Linked DNA regions of Mus musculus: region 1 is linked to region 2. Evidence: chromatin loops called from intact Hi-C (ENCODE). Cell type or tissue: heart. All regions are shown on one strand. Region 1 overlaps Tango6 (transport and golgi organization 6). Region 2 holds the start of Has3 (hyaluronan synthase 3).

Evidence for each region. Peaks named below come from ENCODE experiments on the same cell type or tissue, not always from the same donor. Only the 100,000 strongest peaks of a DNase experiment are listed, where the experiment ranks them.
Region 1: it touches region 2 in a loop (2.2-fold over the local background); 4 of 42 quality-filtered maps call a loop at or near these places.

What each region holds. Positions count from the first base shown.
Region 1 is chr8:106,768,697-106,772,696 of GRCm38, forward strand. The region is part of intron 14 of Tango6 (transport and golgi organization 6); the gene reads left to right. Among named protein-coding and RNA genes, the nearest start is that of Gm34197, 76 kb to the right of the region's middle. In heart, no CTCF peak of the experiment used is centred here; a DNase peak (open chromatin) is centred at 2,295.
Region 2 is chr8:106,869,119-106,873,118 of GRCm38, forward strand. Has3 (hyaluronan synthase 3) reads left to right here and starts at 1,718. Exons shown (of 4, transcript NM_001331048.1): 1 at 1,718-1,833. In heart, CTCF peaks have their summits at 1,668 and 3,041; DNase peaks (open chromatin) are centred at 1,663 and 3,073; H3K4me3 peaks cover 2,855 bases; H3K27ac peaks cover 1,722 bases; H3K27me3 peaks cover 1,189 bases.

The sequences.
Region 1 (4,000 bases), 100 kb before region 2:
CACCCTGGGACGGAATCAAATTTTTTGACTGTAGAAGCAAAGTTACTTAATTTTTTTAAAAAGATGTATATAGGTGTTTTACCTGAATGTATGCTATGAACCAGTTGTGTGCAGTGCCCCTGGAGTCCAGAAGAGGACAATGAATCTCCTAGCACTGGAGTCAGAGACAGTTGTAGCTGCTATGTGGGTGGAGGGAATCGAACCTCTATCCTCTGGGAGAACAACTGGTGCTCTTAACTGCAGAGCCTACTCTCTGCTCCCCAACGTCACTTTTTAGCGGTCCTCCTCTCTCCTCTGTTTACAGATGTCTCACTCCCCTTGCCTTTTGCCGTGCCTGTAATTGAACCCATGGCTTCACACATGCTAAACAAATATTCTGCCTCTAAGCCATCTTGTCATTTCTAACCACATCTTATTGTAAGTTGGTACTTTCTGCAGGATTTGAATCTGATGGGTGAAAGTCAGTCCCTGACTAGGTCTGGTAACCCCTGAGGCTATAGGGAGAGTGCTCCTGTGTGCACACGTCTTCAGGAGAGAAGTGCCTCTGTGGCATGTTAACGGCAGCCCTGCTTGGTCTCGCTCGGATGATGCTGTAGTTATAAGCCCTGGGCATCGTGGTTGCTGGTTTTGCAATGATCACTTTCTCTAAGCCAGTTATAGCCTTGGGTTTCTGTCACCATGCTTGCCTAATCACCTTATTAGTACATCTGCTAGGCGTAACTAAGGGGAAAGGGCACTTTAAGAAGTGCCTCTATCCTGTCTCTGTCACTGGCTGGCGCCCCAGGCATAAGGAGACCCTGAGCAAGTAGAAGATCAGCCCCATCTTGCCCAAGCTTTAGGGCTAGTGGCTGCCGTCAGTCAGCTGTGCTGACGCAGCAGCTTCTGTAGGCCGGAGGTGAAATGGCACTGGAACCCGGGGTTCAGTTGGCCCCTCCTGCCCTGTCATCCAGGTGCTGAGTACACAGAGCAGTGGTTACCTGCCTCGGCTTGAGGATTGCAAGAAGTGTGGAGAGGGTTTTATTTCTTACCTGGAGATGACTCAGGGAATGAATCAGCTCAAGTTCTCGGGAAAGTCAGGGGCCCTGCTGGTCTTCTTACCAGTAACTGTCTCTTGGTGTGCTTGCTCACTCTGGGAAAGCTGCGTAAAGAAAAGTTAATGTTAATAGAAGTGATCCCTGGAAATGTCTCTGGAGAATTCAGCAAGTGACATCTTTATTTCTCACTCATGAGCAGCTGAAATGCAAGGTGCTCTGAATACATAGAGCAGTGATGACTGTCAAAGCTGTGGTCTCTCTGTCTGTCTCTCTCTCTCCCCCCCCCTCCTTCTCTCTCTCTCTCTCTCTCTCTCTCTCTCTCTCTCTCTCTCGTGTGTGTGTGTGTGTGTGTGTGTGTGCGCGTGTATGTGCGTGTGAGGATTCATGTGTACATGGTGTATGTGAGCACCTTCATGTGTAGGTGTTGCATATACACATGTGTGCACTTCAGTGCTCATGTGTAGGTCGGAGGCCAACTCCAGGTGTCAGTCCAGCATTTTCACCTCATCTGAGGTGGTCTCTGTTGCTCACCACTGCTAGCCTCCCATCTCGCCCTAAGTACACGGGGATTACAGATGCCCACTGCCTTATCCAGCAACGCATGAGTTTTGACGTTTCAGACTTGGGTTGTCAGACTTACAGTGAGCACTTTGCCCACTGAACTGTCTCCACAGCCTACTTGATGGTTTTCTTGATCTCTACTCTTATTGCTTCTCTCTGGGCTCACCTATAAGCTCTTACTTGGTAGAGGCAGCCCTGGGAAGACCAGGTAGAGGGCTTGCAGTGGCCTATAAAACTGTCGGGTAGAGGGGAGTTTGAGCAGCTGGTTAGAAAGCAGGCTGAAGCCTTCGCTTTCCATTTCCCGTTTGTGCGACTCTTCTGGCATCACTAATGCTGGCAACATTTCACATTAGAAGCATTTGTAAATTGCATTAACATCACTAAGTTCCTTTTTCACAAGCTTATTTAGCTTGTGAAGTGTACAAGTGGAGAAAAGTTTCCCCAGGAAGCCCATCTGGACCCTGGGACTGTGGACTTGGTACACAGCGTGGGCCACCACCCACTGTGGACCTTGGAGTCCTGCAGAAAGTGCATGTCCTGGAGCAAGGCTGGGGTTGCCTGTTCTTGAAAGCATGAGGTTTGCTATCTTTAGGGTTAGAGTGCTGTGAGGCTCGTACTATTCCTGTAGTCATTTCCCCAGGCACTGCTGCCAGGTGGGCCGTGGTGTGAGGGATGGCAGCTCAGCTTTGTCATGTGCCAGCTCTGTTCTCAACTCTCTGTTCTTCACTGTCTCCCAGTAAAATTAGAAATGATAATGGGTCCTCTTCAAAGGACTGGCTGGCGCATGCGATAGGATGGGCACATGTGATGGGCGCATGCGCAGTGCTTGGTGTTTACAGGACGCTCAGTGTGGTGTGTGTTAGTGGCTTCCTGTTAGTTTCTTAGGAATAATGCCTCATGGGGCAGGGATGCTCATTTGGTAAAGTGTTTGCTGTGCAAACATGAGGCCCTGAGATTCATCTGATTCCTCGCACTCACATAAAACCCAGATGTGGCCATGCGCACTGATAGTCCCAGTACTGAGAAGGCAGAGACAAGGGCATCCCCAGGGCTCACTAGCCAGCCCAGTCAACTGGTGAGACTTTGTCTCTAAAACTGAAGTGGAGGTGACTAAGAAAGACACCTCATGTTGACCTCTGACCACCACATACGTATGCACAGATAACCCAGGCTGGGCATTGTGGCACACACCTGTATTCCCAGCACTCACGTGGTAGGATCAGAAATTCAAGTCCAGCCTTAGCTACATATGGAATTCAAGACTAGCTGGGCTACACGAGACTCTGTCTTGCCTCAAAAAATAAGAACGGAGGGTGGTTATAATCGTCAGTGTGCAGGTTAAATGTGTATGCAATCATCAAAGAACAAACTCAGTAAGTATTTAAAAGAGGAAAAAATATAATTTCATGATTCAGGGGACTTCTGTGTGGCTGTCAGGAAACACAGGTTCCCATATTCAAAGTGAAAATTAGGAAACTACTTAAACAAACTTCACAGTATTACCTTGGGTATGCATTTATTACTCGGATCCTTATTAAAGAGCTCACTGAGATAGCTGAGTGGTAAACACTCCTGTTGACCTGAGTTTGATCTGCAGAACCCATGTAATGAAAGTGACTCCCACAAGTTGTCCTCTGACTTCCACATGCCCTCCAGGATATGCTTGAGCAAGAACACACACAAACACAAACAAATAAAATAAGTAAGTGAAAAGATTTGATAGCTAGCTGGCTGCTCTAGGTTCTTTCTGAGCTTCAGCCGTTGGCCACCAGTGTTCCTTAGTGTAACTCTGCTTTTCTTCAGACTTGACTAACTATCCTGCCTCTGTAGGAATTTTTAGACCTGTCTGTAGTCAGCACAGCTTTGGAGCCTTCGTAATTAAACATCATATTGGCATGCCTGATGTTATCATTCACTGTAATTACAAAGACAGCCGTTACTCAGTCGATCTCCACACTTCCTTGATATAATAACCAGCTTCCCTAGTTTGTGCAATTTCCTGGAATTTTGGTGTTGAAATTATTATTAGTTTCCACTGTAATGAGAACGCCCCTATATCAGCGGACATACCTGGCTGAGGCATGGCCTCCCTCTTCCTTTCCCTTCTGACATGGTCTCCATTTCTTTGTAATCTAGAGTCAATACATAATCAGTGATTGTTTCTGCGTAATCATAAAGAAAGGGTCTCTGCATCTGATCCCTTCTCCCTGTCTTTTGTCTCCTCTGTCCCTCCCCCCTCCCTCCTCCTCCTCCTCCTCCTCCTCCTCCTTCCTCTCTCTCTCTCTCTCTCTCTCTCTCTGTCTCTGTCTTTCTCTCTCTCTCTCTCTCTCTCTCTTTCTCCCCCTCCCCCCACCTAGCCATCCTTTCTCCCTCCTTTGTCAGGCTAGCCTTAAGGTATGTAACCC
Region 2 (4,000 bases):
AGCCCGTAGTAAAACAAGCTGACAGACTCCTGAGCAACCCTCTTTACCCAGACACTACTTCTCTGAGTATCTATTGCAGGCTATAGCAGGGCCCCTCTGACCATTGGTAGCTCAGCACACATGACAACATGGGTCAATACCAGCCGTTATTTCTATATCTTATCTATTTATCGTGGATGTGTATATCATTGTGTAGAGGTCAGAAGAGGACTTGAGCTAGTTGGCCTTCTCCTTCCAACATGTCCCAGAGACTGGAACTCAGGTTTGGTCCAAAGTGTCATCACTCAAAGAGCCATCTCAACAGCCTTTAAGAGCACACTCTTTGGAGCTGGGGCTAGAACTTTGACAAAGCATGCACAGAGCTCAGGATTCAGTCCCCATCAGTGAATAAACTGGGTGTGGTGGCCCTCATCCTTCTCTTCGGAGTTAAAGAGGATAAGAAGTTCAGGTTTATCTATCCTTGGCTATATGGGAAGTTCAAAGGCCTATCCCGGGCTACAGACTCTGTCTCAACAAAACAAACTCACTCACTGCCCAGCCCTTTAGCCCATGCAGTGGTGTTTCTCCTGAATGAAGCAGGGTGAAAGGTTTTGATTTTGTCTGTCAGGGTGGGAGTGGGCGGAGCAGGGGCCCAGGGTGGCTGTGTTGTGGATTCTGTGGCTAAGTGACCTATGGGCATGTCTGAGAGGGATGGCTTCCTGACTGGAGCAGCTCACATGCCTATTAAATTGTTTCCGCCTGCGAAGTTATCTCTGACGGTTGGAGGACCCATAAATTCATTTTTAAAACTAGTCTTTAATTACAATTTCTCTTCAGGTTTTTCTGAGATGTAAAACCTCGAGATCTCCAGCTGGTTCTAGAGTTTCTACCTCTAACAAACACTCTTCTCCCCTGGACTCCCTCTCGGCTTCACCTCACCGGAGGAGTCTACACCAACTTCCAGGGACCACGGAACTGCCAGCGAGGATGTCGGATGGGGACCTAAGAGGTCGGGACGTGGGAAAGAAAGGTGGGGAGGAAGAGCCGTTTGGGCTTTAAGACCGGAACCTCCTGGATTCCTGCTAGACCAATCTGCAGCTTTTGCAAACAGCCTTAAAGTCATCAGCGCCCCGCTGCGGAATTCAAAGCTCAGCTTGTCATAATAGTTAACACCTTCTTTGACCAGCCTCCTTTTATTTGACAATTTTTCTTTTCTGTCCCTCTCTGTTGCCACCGGGAAGGTTTTTAGGGAGTCCCCTCACATAGCGAGCCGCCCCTTGGCGTTCAGAAGATTTTCTGGGGTAGCCCGTTTGCAGGGTGAGTAGGTTTCCAGGTTTCGGGAGCGGGGCGTGGGGGCGGGGATGGACATGAACGATTTTGTAGGTCCCCACTGGTCATCCGGAAAGTTAACGATGCTTCAGGTACTAGGCTAGGGACAATGACAGCCTTTCCAAGGCTGCTGGCCCGGAGGTCGGCGTGGAGCAGCTGAGCCTTGGGCTGCACTGGGGGTCCCTAGTTTTCTAGAGGCAGAGGTTGCGACTCTCGATTCGGAGGGGCTAGGTCCACGACAGACCCCGAGTCTGGCGAGCGCCAGCCGGTGGCCGGGCACCGGGCGCTCCCGCGGGCTCCGGGAGCCCTCCCACTCTTGCCAACTTTCCCTGCCCTGGTGCCGGAGGAGGGCGCCTTTCCCAGTGGGTCGCGCGCGATACTTAAGGCGGCTCTGCTGGGCAAGGCGGTCGTCAGTCGGAGCCCCAGCGGCACCGTGGAGGCAGTGCGCGGCGGCGGGAGCCGGAGGAGGAGCATGGAGCCGCCGCGGGCCTGCTGAGCACCGGAACGCCGGCAGCCGGCGGCACGGTGAGCGCACCCAAGGGGCCGGAGCCTCTTACCGCGACCTGGGGACCCTGGGGCTCCGGCCGCTCAATGCTTCCCGGCGGCAGTCGCTTGCACCATGTTCCCTACCCCCTCCTCCCTTTCTTCCGACATCCTGGGCTCCCGCAGCCTCTCCTCCCTTCCTCCCTTGCGGCTCTTGTTTTGTGAATGAATTGGGGGTGGAGGGAGGCTGTGCGGGGAGCGAGGCTAGAGTGCCCCTCCCCCCAACTCACGCCCGCAGGGGGTTCACACCTGCGGGGACACCGAGATCTCCAGCGATCTGGTCCCTACAGCACAGGTTTGTGAGATGAGTTCCTCCTCCTTGCCGGTTCAGAGAGGTCCAAGGGTGCCTAGGAGAGATTGGAGGAGCTCCAGCCGCTAGTGCAAGTTTCTGTACTGCCGTGCGTGAGCCCGGCTGCAGGGCGCACCTGTCAGTGGGAGAGTTGCTGTTAATCTTGCAGCCCTCAAAGTTCTACTGCTGGGTAGGGAGGTGTGCGTCCTTGCCTGGAGGTTTTTATTTCTTTTCATTGTCCTATGGGACATGGATCCCGTAAAGCGCCCCCACCCTCGTGCCCTTGAATCTAAGTGCGCCTTAGCTAGCCTGGGCGAGCTTTCTTGGATCTCTTTTGAGAGGATGGAGGAAGCGGCCCAGGATATAAGATCACATTCTGGTTAACCGGCTTGGGGAAATACAGTGTCCTCTCTGGGCAGAGGACCTCAACAAGAGCCCGTGCCAGAGCCTGACTGTACATAGAATATCCAGCTGCAGAACCTTCCTGGGTCTTCTGTAGGGAGATGGGTACCTCTTAATTCCTGAGGGGGAGGGGGTCTGGCCCCCGGATGGAGGGGGCTGGCAACTGCAGGGATGCTGCCTTTGTTTGCAGGCACTCCTTTGCCAAGGTACCTGGGGCCCTGAGAAGATGAGTAGGGTCTGGGCTGGCAGTTGTTCCTTGGCTTTTCCGTTCCTTCCCAGCAGAGTCGTGGGAAACCTGCACGTGGGTGTGGCTGTGTGGCTTTAGCCAGCGGGGTGAAGCTCAAGCCGGGTGAGGAGCGTGGCGAGAGCTTCCTTAGCTGCCTTGGACCTGACCGGACAGCCTCTGGAACTGCACCGAGGCGGGGCGCCAGGACGCAGGTTGCTGGGCCAGCCACAGCACCTCCCGTCCCTTCCCAGAACGAGGCGGGCAGTAGGGCCCGCAGCGTCCCCTATGTATCAGCTCTAGCTGGAGACTAGGCAGGGGACGTATGCCTGGGGCTCCCTGAGCTGGGTGTGTGCAAGGAGGGCTGGGAGTCCTACAGAGGAAGCATGCGGCGGCTCCCGGGGCTGGTAGGGCAGGCCGCCCAGAGGACATGCTTCCCGGAGAGGCCAAGCTGCCAAGAGTTCTTTCCAATCTACACTGCTGGAAGAATGCTTTTGCGGATTTAAGCAGTGACTGTTCCGCACCCATCCTATGTGATGGATATCTCTGGCAGCAGAGTCTATTCCTATTGGGATGGTGCCTGGATTCAGGGAGACCAGGATTGAAGCAGGTTTCCGAAGTGAGGGGTCATTGTCTAAAACAAGGATTCTCCAATCTGGACAGGTAGCTAAAGAGACAGGAATGGAGGGCAGCCGCTCCTTCCCACACTGCTTCCTAACGCTCCCACCTGGGAAAGCCCTTAGGGGCTAATGTGCATCCATTGTCAGGGAAATTACCTGAGATCTGAGAAGCAAGGAACCATTAGCATCCCTCTTGGGGACATGGACAGTAAGTCTTTGGGCAAGGTCAGGAAGCCAGGAGGCAGTGGAGCGTGTCCAAACCTTGGTCTCCGATGTCAAGTCCTGGGCTCCTCTCATTAATGCACAGTTGTTCCCAACAGGATGGGGGCTAGAAACCCCAACTTAGTTACAAATGGGAACCTACACTGTTTGAGTGGCTGGGCCGGAAACATGCCGGCAAGCCTACCAGGACACTAGGACCAAGTAGGCGGAGCTCCCCAGCAGCCTTCTCTGCAGTGCTTGCTGCAGTCCCCTATAGCTCAGTTGCTGGTCTTACAGCAGGGCTGTCCACACCCCAACTCCCCTCTCCCATCTCTTGGCCTTTTCTCCTGCCTCTCAAGTAAAGAAAACAGTGAAAGCCAACCCTGCGCAGTGTCTTACAGAAGGGTGGAAGAG